3 separate regions of the Mus musculus genome follow, and all the other regions are linked to region 3. The links are chromatin loops, found by intact Hi-C in ENCODE. Cell type or tissue: left cerebral cortex. All regions are shown on one strand.

Evidence for each region. A loop is a pair of places that touch in the nucleus more often than their neighbours do. Peaks named below come from ENCODE experiments on the same cell type or tissue, not always from the same donor. Only the 100,000 strongest peaks of a DNase experiment are listed, where the experiment ranks them.
Region 1: a loop joins it to region 3, with 2.7 times the contacts of the local background. A loop is called at or near these places in 2 of 42 quality-filtered maps.
Region 2: it touches region 3 in a loop (2.8-fold over the local background); 2 of 42 quality-filtered maps call a loop at or near these places.

What each region holds. Positions count from the first base shown.
Region 1 is chr7:122,572,121-122,577,120 of GRCm38, forward strand. The region is part of intron 10 of Prkcb (protein kinase C, beta); the gene reads left to right. Among named protein-coding and RNA genes, the nearest start is that of Cacng3, 97 kb to the right of the region's middle. In left cerebral cortex, no CTCF peak of the experiment used is centred here; DNase peaks (open chromatin) are centred at 704, 1,169, 2,518, 2,829 and 2 more places; H3K27ac peaks cover 3,987 bases.
Region 2 is chr7:122,791,484-122,796,483 of GRCm38, forward strand. No RefSeq gene overlaps it. Among named protein-coding and RNA genes, the nearest start is that of Cacng3, 120 kb to the left of the region's middle. In left cerebral cortex, no CTCF peak of the experiment used is centred here; DNase peaks (open chromatin) are centred at 2,618 and 3,889; H3K27ac peaks cover 423 bases.
Region 3 is chr7:122,907,318-122,912,317 of GRCm38, forward strand. No RefSeq gene overlaps it. Among named protein-coding and RNA genes, the nearest start is that of Gm39082, 15 kb to the right of the region's middle. In left cerebral cortex, CTCF peaks have their summits at 873 (motif pointing left) and 2,172 (motif pointing left); a DNase peak (open chromatin) is centred at 2,161.

The sequences.
Region 1 (5,000 bases), 340 kb before region 3:
CAGGGATCCACCTGTCTCTGTCTCCCGAGTGCTGGGACTAAAGGCATGTTCCACCGCTCTCTGGTCCCAAAGCTCATTATTTTAAAAGTTGTTTAGAAAAACAAAACTCTGTCAGAAGTATCCTTATACTGTATTTTCAAAGCTTTCAAAAGTATGTGTGCCATTTTCCCTGTTAGTGGAAATCTAGAATATTAAATTTTGTTTGATGTATTCTAAATGTGTTCAGCCTACACATGTACACAGAGAAGGCTGGCATGGCCAAATCAAGACATTGATTAGAGTCAGGGAAGGATGTATAGATAACTGTCTTCTTGAGTTTCCAATATTTCAGAAGTGTCTCTACCAAGGCAATTAAAATTGGGGTGTGTGTTATAGACACACATGTGCATGCAGCCACATACACAGTCCAGAGGAGGACATTATGTGACCTTCTCTGTCCCTTGTTACCTTTAGACAAGGGCCAGAATGCTCCAGTGATTGCAATATATCTTCTGCACTTCCCAGAACTGAGATTACAGGTGCATGTACCCAAACACCTCAAGTTTTTACACGGGTGCTGGGGATTTGAACTTGGGCCCTCGTGCTTACACAGCAAATGTCGGGGCACTCATAGGTAACAACATATGAGCCATCTGCTCAGCCTCTTAGATTTTTAAAAAAATTGACCACAAGATGGCAAAATAGATGCAAAAGCTTTTGGAAGAGAGTTAAGTTTTAGAGAGTTAGTTGCTCATTGGATGAGCCCGTTTCAGGCAAATGGACTTCTGGTGAGTTGTTCCAGAGACACACAGGCCAAAGCATGCATTCCCCAGGGAGATGGATATGGACCTATGATTACCGGCCATAGGACTCCTAGAAAGTCACTAACAGCTGTGAATATGGGTTTTATCATCTTGTAAAAGGAGCCCATTACATGGGAATTAAAAGGGACAGTAGAACGAATCTAACAAACACCGAGTAGAAGTTTGTTCCATGATTGGAGCTGGGCTGGGGCCCCTTGCTGCACAGGCACACAATAATTTCATTTCCTCCCATCTTTTTGCAGTTTTTCTCAGGGACAATTGTCAGCCAGGCACATTCATGTAATTTCCCAACTGCCAGTGGGCACAGGCAGTTAAGTTTCTTCAGCAAAACATCTATTTTAACTGTTTTCTTTTCAATTGAACATATGCACCTCTTTTTTTTTTCTTAAATAGAATTAGATTTCATGAGTCATTGAAGGACAGAAGTTACTTCCTCCCCAAATTTGCTGCCATGGCCCAGCAATAACTCAGCTGCAAGGCATGCTGGGAGAAACATCCACCCAGAATACAAAAGAGGGCAGAGATGGGGACAGGGATGGTTTCCACCTATTGGCGTCATGCCCATTGAGGCTCCAGAGCGTCCAAGGGGCCATGGTGACTCAGGCCACATCTGGTTTTTGTAGTAATGCCCAAGGAGGTGCTTGGACCTTAGGGCAATGCTGAAGAAGGTTCTCGGAAGAGTCTTGGTCAGAGATGTCAGGGTTGTAAGAAGTAGGATACTTCTCTCCCACACTAAACTACCTCATGCATAAACAGAAAAAAGCAACCAACACTAAGGAAGTCTTTATGGGAGAAACAAAGGCATGTGTGTGCTTGACCTTGGAAGGAACTAGGATTTGTGAATTTAAGGCAGATTTTATCTTCTTTCTTATTGTTTCTCTGTTTGTCACTGCTTTTGGCCGGTGTGGCTTCTCTAATCCATATCCAGCAAATTTCCTGAGTTCCAATTCATAATCGCAGGAGAGGGGATCTGATTGATTCCGTTATGTCAGGTGTTCCTTCCTGGCCCGACCAAGTGTTTATTAGGTAACACTAACTCAGTGGGAACCTTATAAAAAAGTGTTGTGTCTACTGGGAGGGCATAATTGGTGCTTCTGTTAACTGGGGGATGCCAGTAGAATCCATGGAGATTCCGATACAGATGCAGTCTGAAGTGCCTCATAAAAAAGAGATGTAGTACCCAAGGGGTTCCTGGGAACTTGGCAGGTATCAGGGCTGCTGGGCACTAATGATTAGAGGATCTTGGGTAGGGAAGGAACCAGAAATGCCAACTGAATCTAAGTGTTAGGGCAGGTTGGGATAGTGATAGTTGGGTTCTTTCTAGTCTCTTGTATTCTTCTGATGGCAGCATTGGCATATTCATTTGATAATTAAAGATCCTTTAAGTCCACAGAAGAAGAAAGGTTCTTCCAGCCCTTGAGAACCTTTGTGTCTGCACCAAAGGGAGATAGGAAGCCAGAACAGAAAAAGCACGAGGTCCTTGTGTTGGATTGGGATTATCATGCTGTAGAATGAGAGAAAGAAGAGTTCAGTGTGCACACATCTCCTTGACCACACATTCACCCCTATGAAGCTCTGTGAATGCACACAGACTTGGCATGGCTGTCTGATGTGAGAGCACCCCATATGGAGGCGAAGCTGCTAGGACTCTACTCCGTTTAGGAAGACAGTGGGTGCGAACAACCAACCCCGAGGTCCCAGAGCAAGTATCCCGTGTAACTAGGGTGTGAACCAGGGCTGGCTGATGCCAAAGCCAGAGCTCTTATTCACAGTACTTCACGGCTTCTCTGGAGAGAAGCAGATGGCTGTGTGTGATAAAGGGATCAACTTACAGACACACTGAATTCACGGACAAGCCTTGAAAAAAATCATTAAAAATTGCTACAGAGACAACATAACACAATTCATCTTAGAACACTGTACGAGAGCGGCCCACGTGGTTGGTATCCCCTCACCAAGGTCTCATTAAAAGTGGCAAGGGACCCAGGGAGACGGTCCAATGGATGACAGTGCTTACTTCATGTGCACAGGGAACTGAGTTCAGAACCCAGCTCTCATATACCCGTAAACCCTCCTGCTGTGAGGGAGGAAACAGGAGGATCTCTGGAGCTTGATAGGCTGCCAGCCTCAGGGCAGTGAGAGACCCTAACGCAAAGAAATGAGGCAGGGTGATAAAGCAGGCCATTCAACATCATCCTCTAGACTCAGCACACATGCATGGGCCCATGTACCTGGACACATGTGTCCATACACCACACACATATACCATAATCTCAGAGAAAATGGCAGACATCCCACCACCACCACACAGGCATCATGCCCCACTCTATTTCAGCTACGCTGGGGGAGGATTGCCTCTTTTTGCGTTCTCTGTCTCCATGTGCTCTGCTCAGATGAACTGTGCGTAGGCAGTGCACTTATCATTTTATATGACCACACCCTGGACTCGCATTCCAAATTTAGAAAATTCTGCACAACTATTATACATGACATGTATACATGAGTTTTGTTTTGTTTTGTTTTGTTTTTTAGCTTTTTGAATTTACTGAGGGAATTTGGGGCGGGGGGAGAAGAAGAAAAGAATTGAAAATGCACAGGAGCCCCTTTCAGCTTACAGGCCACGGCAGCAGCACTTTTGAAGAGGCATTTTAAGGCTGAGCAGACTGGCTAGTTTGAAGAGAGAGTTGGTGAGTTTGCCTCTCTGTGCTTTTAATTGGAGATGACAGTGGAACGCCCACTTAGGAACGTCCTGGAGTTGGCTGGAGCCAGCTGGAGCCGGCTGGAGCTCAGGAGAGAGGGGAGGATAGAAATTGGAGGCAACACGTGTCAGTCCAGAGAGAGCCCCTGGGCCGTGACTAGAGGGGGAGGGGTACACCCATTTTGAAGGTGATCCTCAGTAAATACTTCTATGATTCTTATATGGGGGAGCCCATCAGGCAAAACCTCATCGAATACCACAGGTTTGAGAACAAAGAACGTCTGAGGCAATGGTTTTGTAAGGAGAATGGGGAACAAGGTCAAATTCCAGGGCTGTGGAGGAGATCCTATAGTTAACTGAGGTCCCAGGGTTTGCTCCTGGCTCTCTTAATGCCATTTCTTCTATTGCATTTATTTTGAGCATGGTTTGAATTAGTTATATGTATATTTTAACCAAGATTTTAGATGCTCTAGGGAAAAGTTCTGTATCTTACTCTTTATTTTGGCCTCTGTAATGACTAATACACACGTACACACATACATACACACATACACGCACATATGCATGCATACACACACACACACACAGACACACACACACACACACACACACACACACACACAAACATATGTTCAGAGGAAGCTCTCAAGTTTGCCTCTACTCAAGGTTGGCTCTGGTTGGCCCCCAGTTGGACTTTCCAAACTTTGTCATTCCTGGCTACTGCAGGATATGAACTTTGTGACATGGACAAATGGTGTTTGTTTTTGATATATAAAATAAATTCTTTAAAATATTGATGCACCAAAGTCAAATTGGATATAGAATGTAAATAGCAGAGTCCAGACTGAGTTTATAGTTTTTACAAGGACAGTGCCTTTCCAGTTATGAAGATTTAACATATTTAAGCAATTACGTTTCAGTTTTTAAAGTGAATTTCAACTTATGTACTTATTTTAGTCTTGCTATATAGTACGAGATGGTCTTATGGTCTTTCTGCCTCAGCTGCTCACGTGCTTCATTACAGGCCTGTCTCACCATAGTCAGAAAAAAACAAAGGACAAAAACCAACCAACTAAACGAATAAACAAAAAGCAAGCCGGATAGCCAACCAAATGACAGCAATGACAAAAACCCCATAAACTGAATTTCTAAGACTATTTTTTTTAAGGTGAGGAAGGATAGATCTTTGAAAAGCTGCTTACGTTTAACAATATTTCTTTCCATAATTCATTTTTCACTTTACATCCCAATCACAATGCCCTGTCTCCCTTCCCCCAGTCCTGTCCTTGCAAATCCCTGGCCCCTTCTCCCTCCCCTTCTCCTCAGAGGAGAGGATGCCCCCCGATACCACTCTACCCTGAGTGTATTTTAAGAGAGGAGTAAAGCTTACTGGAGAGCTTGAATTCACCCGGGGGTGGGGGAGGGGGGAAGAGACGGGCTAAAGCTCCCTCTTCTTCATCATCTTCAGACATGAGCTGGTCTCACCCATGGCTTCCTAT
Region 2 (5,000 bases), 120 kb before region 3:
GCTGTAATCTAACATTTAATAAGTTTAACTGAAGCACAACAATAGCCCAAACTAGCTAGGGTGATAGAAGTTAAAACAGTGATGCCTTTTTTTTTTTTAATTCTTCCCCTGAAAAGCCTGAAGTAACATTCTAGAGTAAGACACCATTTATGTAGGCTGGGTTACATAAACAAGTACTTATGTAAAAAGTCATTAAGCTAATCACTCAGTGTTGGTATAGTCTAGTATACAATATTACAATGTAATAGAAAGTTATGTTTTTTAAAAACATGTAAAATTGGGCCTGGGGGTGTAGTTCAGTTGGTAAGTGACTGTCTAGCATTCATGGAGCCTTGGGTTCAATCCCCAGTGCAGCACCAAGAAGTATGGTGATGCACGCTTGCAATCCCAGTGCTCAGGAGGTAGAAGCAAGAAAACCGATCACCTTCAACCGCTTCAACAGTTCTCTCTCTCTCTCTCTCTCTCTCTCTCTCTCTCTCTCTCTCTCTCTCTCTCATGTGTGTGTGTGTGTGTGTGTGTGTGTGTGTGTGTGTGTGTGTGTGTTTTGAGGGTTGGGGGTTGATCTCTTCCTTTAGTTTTTTTTGTTTGTTTGTTTGTTTTGTTTTTGGTCTTTTTTGTTTTTTTATTGTTGTTTTGAGTTTCTTTGTTTTATTTTATGTTGCTGTTTTTTAAAAGATGGACTTGTATATTATAGGTTGGCCTTGAATTCACTGTGTAAGAGATGAATCTGGACTTCTGATCCTTCTTGCCCTCATCTGTCTATTACCAGTATTACAGGAGTGTGCCACCACGTCTTGTTTATGACATGTAGGAATGGAAGCCAAGGCTTCATGCATGCTATGCAAACACACTCCTGACTGAGCCACAGCCACAGCCCATCCTTGAGCTTCTTAAATACACTCCACCATCAAGCTGCATCTCCAGCCCTCTTTAGAAACAAAACAAAACAAAACAAAACAAAAAACTAGAGCAAGATTGAGAACAAGAGGGACAGTATAGGAATGAGAGCCCTTTCACAGTATTGCCCAGACTGGCCCCAAAATTAGGACTCCTGTTGGGCTCGAGTGACACTTCTACCTCAGCCTCCCCAGGAGGCCGCACAGTACATCACCATTCTGTATTGAGGGAGACGGTGACAGAAATGAGAAGGGGTTTACCTTCTCCCTTCTACCAATATGGGCGAGGGATGCCAGTGTCCTGTGGCTGACATGTAGCCTCTTCTAAGGGTAAGATCTCACAGGGAAGGATGCAACCCTACCTGCCACATTTAGCCAACACACACAGAGGCTTCCATGTAAACTGAACTTTCTACCATCAGTTTGGTGCTCCTTACCCCAGGTTCCAGAGTTCTGCCTTCTGGCTCCAGGTTACACCTAGCACAGGTGATGGTCTGTAAACTGCACCTCTGTGCTCTGAAGGTTCCCCGTGTTGAGGCAAGTGCAGAGGGCTCTGGACTCCAGCTCATCCCCATTAAAGTGAATTCAGAGGCAGCTGTGACAAGCAATGGCCTTCCTTGGGCTCCCTCTGGTTCTTGGTGAACTCGGGCACATCATGAATGTGACTGGCATCCAGCTTTTGGTTCCCCTATCTCCTGAGTCCTGGTTCTGTCTTTAGTTTCTGGATCTGGATTCCCCACCTGTCACCAGTTCTTGTCAAAGTGTGTGCATACCAGCTCTTAGGCCCCTCGCTCTGTCTTTTAGAGCTCTATTCTCCAACTATTTGTAGTTGAATAAAGCCAGATTCTTAGAACCCCAGCTCCCTAGCCCTCCTCCTGGTTCTTTCTGACTTCTCATTCAACACTGAATGAAGCACAGTGGAGCGGCCTTCCATCCTGGAAATGCTTTCTGCATGACTCCAGGGATGTTATATAGGATCTACTTAGACTTTAAAATGCATCAAACCTTGGATTTGCAATGTGTGCAGTTTATGGTTTGTATCCTACATCTTGGGAACTCTTCGTGTGCATGGGTTATGTATGCATATGAATGTACATGCATATGGAAGCCTGGAGTCGACTTCTTCAATTGCTTTGCACCTGACTTTAGCTGGCTAGCACACCCCAGGGATCCTTCTATCTCTATTCCCCAGCACTGAGATTATAGCCATGTCCCACTGTAGCAGCCAGCTTTTTCTGTGGGTACTAGGGGTTGAACTCGGGTCCTCATGCTTGCATAGCAAGCACATTACCTGCTGAGCCATCTCTCCAGCACCTTAGGAATTTTTCTTTAAATGTATCACTTAGGTAATTTCATCAGACAAATAAAATACTATACTACCAACAATAGGTGAGGTGCAAGTCCCCTGTGTCCCCTGAAGGACCCCAGAACTGCTACTGCTGTTGCTGCTGCTGCTGCTGCTGCATATGCAATAGTCCTTCAAAGGACTCGTCTGCCTGCTGGCTTTGACAATAAGAGATCATGATTACAAATGACTTTCGATTGTGGAAAGATCTTTGGTCTTCATTAAGGTTTATTTGTGACTGTTCCAATGGTGGTTTCTCAGAAGAAAAAGAATGCCAATGGTAATTAGGCCCTCCTAATTGCAGTAGTCACTGATTGCCTGTATTAAAAAACATTTGAGGAAGTGTAGCAATTAGAGCTTTGGGAAATATTTAAAAAACAAAATGAAAAGAGGCCTCACGGTGCAAGGACACAGAGCGGCAGCCGGGAGCTCCTGCCCAGCTGGAGTGGACCCTTGGCAGCCCAGACGTCTGGGCACAGTATCCTTTGGACTCTGGCCACAAAAGTCTGAGGAGGTAGAGCTGGGTTTCCTTCCACCCATTCTGCAGACACAGTTGAAGGGACAGAGAAGGGAGACATTCTACAAAGATGGATAAAGGTTATAATAATGACAAACCTGTATTAGTTACACACTTGTGCACACCGGCACTGCCTCTGTTAGATATTTTCAGGAAGTTATAAACTATTCCCATATTATTGTGCATGCACATGCTTGTGTGTGTGTGTGTGTGTGTGTGTGTGTGTGTGTGTGTGTGTGTGTGTGTGTTGGCACACACATGGTGCAGAGGTCAGTGGACAATTTGCAGGAGGTAGCTCTCCTCTTCCATCATGTGACTCCCAGGAATAGAACTCGGATTACCATGTGTGGCAGCAAGTACCTTTCCCTAACAAGCCAACTCATCAGTCCCTATGTTTGTATATCTAAAGTTTGACTTACAGGGTGAGTTCTTTATCGCTGTGAGATGCCATCCTAGGAACAGTATTCTTGAATGTATCTGTCAAGTGCCCTGGAGAGGATATTTCAACTACAGATGTGCTGTGCCCATAAAGAAATGGGAGTAACATTCCTGTTTCTATCTCTTCATCGGTTCAGGCACCATGAGAGATATCTAGGTCCTTTAAGTGAAGGATACTGATAGCTCACTCACCTCCCACCTCCAGTGATGACAGGCTCAGTTAAGGGTTTTTACCAAGGACCATTAAGGGGAAGACTAGGGTGGCAGGTTTTCTGCGTTGCTTGGAAGGCAGAAACTTTGCACAGTTGAGCGGGCGGGCGTTGTGGGGTGGAGCACAGCGTGGGAAGAGGCAGGTGAATTCGGGAGCACAGCGGGTGGGAGGGAGGGACAGCTGGTGAGAACACAAGTAACAAGACCACATGCCTCAGACACGGCTCTGGATCCAAAATATTTTGTGCAATTTGAACCAAGTTTAATCTTTTCTGATATGTGCACCAGGTGCTGTGCTAAGCACTTGGTGTTCACTGTGTCGTCGATCCTCAGGGCAGTGCCTGCCACCAGCCAGGAATTATCATCTCCATTTTCTGAATGAGGAAAGTGAAGCTGAGGGAGGGAAAGTAAGTTGCTCAGAGTCACCAAGTGAGTACACAACTGAGCCGGAGTCAGCACCGTCTGTTTCGACACCCATCCTCCCAAGCCCCGTATTACATAAGCTATCAAGCTCTGCAGAGTCTAAAGCTCTCTTCCCTACTGTCTGTCTCTTCATCTCATTCTGCAGATACCTAGCAGAGCATCTCCAGTGAGCCAGGGAGCATGCTCCATTTGCCAAGTGCAAGAGAGTTCCCTAGGAGACTGGTTTAGAACAAGGGTTCTATTGCCATTACCCCACCTTGCATGAAACTAATTTATCAGTCCATGGGAAGACAAGAAAATACCATCAGATGTTCGGAAGCATTATGCCAAAACTGGAGCTAGAGAAGCAGTCGGCTCACAAAACACAAACAAAACTAGAGAAAACTGTTTCCTTAACATATGGAGACTCTATAGAAAGAGTGGGACCATGGAGGAGTGGGGACTCCAAGCCCAAGGTCAATGAGTACTAGATGGAAGGATTAGTTTGAGTTCAGAAGTTTAGCCCTTCCTTGGTACTACTGGGAATCTAACAGTAAGACTCTGCAGGTAGATGGCCTAACTGATGGTTTGGAGTCCCTTGTGTAAAATGGGATACTGTTTAAATATAGCCAATGTATGGCCACCTATATGTTTTAAATCATTTGCAGATTACTTACAATACTCAATATATGTCTTAGTTAGGGTTTCTATTGCTGTGATGAAACACCATGACTAAAAAACAAGTTGGGAGGAAAGGGTTTATTTGGCTTACACCTCCATATTGTTGTTCAACATCAAAGGAAGTCAGGACAGAAATGCAACAGGGCAGGAACTTGGAGAAAAGAGCTGATGCAGAGGCCGTGGAGGGATGTTGCTTATTGGATTGCTCCCCATGGCTTGCTCAGTCTACTTTCTTATAGAATCCAGGACCACCAGCCCAGGAATGGCACCACCTACAATGGGCTGGGCCCTCCCCTATTGATCACTAATAGAGAAGATACCATACAGCTGGATTACATTGTGGCATTTCCTCAACCAAGACTCCTTCTCTCTGATGACTCTAGCTTGTGTCAAGTTGACACATGAACCCAGCCAGTACAATGTAGATGCTGTTAAATAGTTGCTATAGTATATTATTTATGGACTAAGGACAAGGAAAAATGCAGATGTTCAGTACAGATGCAGCCATTGT
Region 3 (5,000 bases):
AGTAAAGTGTTGCTTCTGGGTGTGTCTGTGAAGGTTTTTCCGGAGAAGATTGGCAGATGAGAAAGACCTGCCTTCAAGCTGGCATCATCCAATCAGCCTCAGGATAAGAGGGGATGGAACAGCATCATCGGCAGGTGAGTTTCTGCTGTCCCCACCCTACTTCATACTCTGATTCTTTAGTGTCTTATTCTTAAGGCTTACACCAATATCCCCTGCTCGGGGAGTTCTCAGGAGTTCTACTTTTGACTGAGGGCTGTATCATCAGCCTCCCTCATTCTGAGGTTTGTAGCTTCTTGAACCAAGCTAGGAGGCCAGCTTCTTTTCTAACAGTCAGCCTATCGTGGAACACTTCAGCCTTGTGACTATGTGAACAAATCCCCCCTCAGATCAGCCATCCTTGGAAAGCCACTGGGAAGTAAATGCTGTTGATCTCAAACCCAGAACCCCCTTCCAAGCCAGCATGCCTGCTCCTCCAGATGCCAGCAGGACTGGCTTCTAGGGGCTCACATGTGTCTTGCAAAACTGCACAGTGTGGATTCGATCTTATACCCTAGCCAACAACATAAGTTGAAGTCCTGAAGTTCTTACCCCTTGCCTTTGAATATGAGCTTATTTGGAGACAGAATTAGAAGTAATTAACACAAACGGGTCATTGAGAGTCTACGACAGTATGACCACTGTCCTTATAAACAGGGGAAATTTTAAAATGAAGATGTATAGGAGGTCTGAAGAGATGGTTCAGAGGCTAAAAGCACTTGATGCCCTTCCAGAGGTCCTCAGTTCAATTCCTAGACACCACATGGTGGCTCACAACCATCTATAATGTAATCTGGTGCCCTCTCCTGGCCTGCAGGCATACATGCAAGCATATATATAATATATGTATATATAATGTACACTGATATATATGATATGTAATATATATGTTTATATATAATTATATACTTATATAGATATTCTAAATCTATAATGTGCATATACATATATACTGTATATATAATAAAAACATAAATCTTTTTAAAAATTAAAAAGAGATGCATGACAAAGATGAAGGCAGAGATCAAGAATGTCAAAAATTTCCAGCAATTACCAGAAGGTACGAGAGGGCAAGAGACAGGTCCCTCTCAGAACCTCAGAAAGCCCAGACTGCAGACCTCCAGTCCAGCCACTAAAGATAAGTTCTTCCCCTTCCCCTGCCCCTGCCCCTACCCCTGCCCCTGCCCCTTCCCTTTCCCCTTCACATACCCCTGCCCCTTCCCCCTCTTTCCCTTCCCCTGCCCCCTCTTCCCCTGCCCCTTCCCCTTCTTCCCCTGCCCCTTCCCCTGACCCCTCCTCCCCTGCCCCTTCCCCCTCTTCTGCTGCCCCTGCCCCTGCCCCTTTTGCCCCTGCCCCTTCCTTTCCTCCTCTTCCTCTTCCTCCCTTCCCCTTCCTCCCTTCCCCTTCTTCTCCCTCCTCTTTTTTCCCGTCCTCTCTCCCTTCCTCCTTCTATTTCCTTTCTCCTTCTCACATCCCTCCTTTCCTTCCTTCCTGCCTTTTTAAAACTCTTTCCTTGTCTTTGTTTGTTTTGTTTGTTTAAGGTTCTCTATAGTAACCCAAAATGGACTCAAACCTCATGATCCTCCTGCCTCGGACTCCTGAGTGTTGAGATTGTAAGAACATGACATCATGCCCAGATCAAAACAGTCCATATCTATGTCTTAGTTATGAATTAAACACTACCCTTTGCCAGCAAGGTGTCGGTTTACACCGATTCCGAGGCCCTCACAGCTCCTTGCATCAGGCTCTCAGCAAAGACTTCACAGCAGAGCACCAGCCACGTGGCCTTGACGACCCGACAGGTTCTCAGGCAACACCAATGGACTTCCGGTTCCGTTTTCACTCTATTTCTTCAGTCACCCCTTCTGGAGAACCTAAACCCAGCATAGGCCAAGAAGTCAAGTCCAGAAACGCGTGTTTCCTGGGCTCCTGCAGGCAAGAGATTCTTCCTCCGCTGCTGGATCAAAAACTGTTGGAGACAGCCTTAAACTTGGGACGAATATCTATGACCTGTGAAGGCCAGCTCTCTTAGAGGGAGAGGAAGCTGCTGCCGGGCCGAGCTATGGGATCTAGATTCAAAACCAGCTCTCCACTATCAAGGACACAGAAAGGGGGTGCCCCCGCCTGGTCAAGATAGGATTAGGCCAACTCAGCTAAATTTTTCTCACAGAGCAAAAGCAGAGTCTAACACTGGTCTTCTGCTTCAGATTCTCACGCCCGCATACTCTTACACGTACTTTGAAAGTGCTGTAGAGATTGGAAAGTAGATCTGAATCCAGAGAGGACCTGGAAGTACTGCTAGCCTATACCCACCAGTTCAAAGAGGGACTGTCCCTAGTGATGGACCAAGCTGGTCTCTCGCATCTTCCCAGGGATGTGAGCCAAACCTCCTGTGAGCAATTATAGCAACTGCCCTGTCTGAGCAGGAACAGATTAGAGGGACTCTGCCTCCCTCGCTCTTACCTGTATAGAAATATTAACTCAGAATGAGGCTGCTCTGGCAAGAGATCACAGCCAAAGACCTTCTAGGTCTCTGTGATCCAGCTGGAATACAGACATGCCTGTAATCCCAGGAGACTGAGGCAAGCTGATTTCTGAGTTCAAGACCAGCCTTGATATAGAGCTAGTTTCAGGTAAAGAAAAGCTTAGGTCTAGGCATGGTGGTACACACCTTTAATCCCAGCACTCAGGAGACAGAGGCACGCAGATCTCTGAGTTGTAGTCCGTTCTGTTTAGTCAGTGCGGTTGAGTCAGCGAGTTGAGAGGCAGTGAGTGCAGTGGAGTGGAATTCACGACAGTTCAGTTAGTGGAGCTCAGAGACGGTTTTTATAGAACACTTTTACAGAGTCAGGTTGAAGAGAGAACAAGCTAGACACAGGTGAAGACAAAACAAGCCAGGGAAAGAGAAGGAGCCAGAAGATTCGAACAGATTGCTAGGGATAGTTTGAGGCCAAGCAGAGCAATTCAGTCAGAAGCTGAGAAGCTAGTTCGAATCAGCCAGCTAGGAAAGGAGTTTGAGCCAGAATAGTTGAGTTGAACCAGCCAGCCAGAGCTCAGAAAGAGCTAGAAAAGGTGAGCTTGTTAAGCAGCAAGTCTCAGAAGCTGAAGACATTCTAGGCCTAGATTAGATTGCATGGAGGCTAGAAGCTTCCAAGACGAGGCCTAGGTTAGCTGATGGCAGCAGTAAGCCTCCGAGACAACAGTTACATCAGACAAATAAAAGTTACTTTTACAGGTACCAATGACTCTCAGTTTCTGGGATCATTTCCTATGTATCTCTCTGGAGTCCAGGTTGGAAAGTGGACGGGGATGTTGTGATGGCAGACATGAGCACATAACAAGGTAGGTAACTCTATGTACATCCAGGGCCGACGTCAGAGGGAAAGAGTGAAAACCATGTCTACGTTAGCAATGAAAGATACCTTGCAAAGCAATCTACCTCCAGACTCATTTAACAGATGAGAGAAATGAGATTCAAAGATGGGCTGGACCCAAACAGGGGGAGGCATGTGTTCCTGGTCACACTGGAGTGTGTACATGTGTGTTTGGGGGATGGGGAATGTATTAGTCAGGGTTCTCTAGAGTCACAGAACTTATGGATAGTCTCTAGATAGTAAAGGAATTTATTGATGACTTACAGTTGGCAGCCCAATTCCCAACAATTGTTCAGTCGCAGCTGTGAATGGAAGTCCAAGGATCTAGCAGTTACTCAGTCTCACACAGCAAGCAGGCGAAGGAGCAGGAGCAAGAGCAAGAGCTAGACTCCCTTCTTCCAATGTCCTTATATTGTCTCCAGCAGAAGGTGTAGCCCAGATTAAAGGTGTGTTCCGCCACACCTTTAATCCCAGATGAAAGGTGTAGCCCAGATTAAAGGTGTGTTCCTTAAACTCGGAGATTCAATCTTCTGGAATCCATAGCCACTGTGGCTCAAGATCTTCAAACCAAGATCCAGATAAGGATCTCCAAGCCTCCAGATAAGGGTCACTGGTGAGCCTTCCAATTCCGGATTGTAGTTCATTCCAAATATTGTCAAGTTGACAACCAGGAATAGCCACTACAATCCACCCCTTGTCAACTTGACACAAATAATATCTCATGTTCACATGAAACAATAACAAGGTTGTAAATACGCCTAACATGATATAACTATCCCTCGTACAATTGCAAACGCATTAGTAAATTTACAGTGGGCATTCATATTACTTTATAATCCTCGTTTCTGCAACTGGTTATGTGGCCTTAATTGGTATTTATAACTACCTTCCTCTACTACCCATTCTGTATTTCCTTCTCCTTCAGCCAGAACCTCAGCAGGTCTTGGCTCTTTTCCTAGAGGATTGACCCATACCTTCATTCCTGATGGGTCTGCGTCCTTTGTCATCCTGCTTGGATTAGGCTGTTGTAGTTTCCCATTGACTTTAATCACAGGACATGGTAGTACTAAGAGACGCCCTAAGGGATCATCTACACTCCAGACATAATCTTGCTTACCACCATTGTGAAGAGGTAATCCAATTTCCCCATGGTAATCTGGATCTATCACCCCTCCTAACACTGTTATTCCTTTTTTAGCCTGTTGGTTTAAGGGCATTAGAAGCCCAAAATGACCAGGGGGAAGTCTGAGCTTCCAGTTCAATGGAATGTTTGTTGTAGCTCCTGGTAGGAGCACTCCCCTCTCTGGAGCCAAAACTTCTAAGCCAGCAGAACCTAGAGTTATGGGGACAGGAAGCAAAAATTTTCCTAGAGGGTCACTAGGGGTGATAGTAAGTGGAACTATTCCATTTTCCACCCCTTGATTCCTGGACCCATGAATCCTGGCTATGGGTGAAACTGTACCATATATCGAGCGCTGATTCAAAGCATATACTGCCTTCTGAAGAACTCTACCCCAGCCTTCCAAGCTGTTACCACCTAATTGACGCTGTAACTGCGTCTTCAAAAGGCCATTCCATCTTTCTATCAGA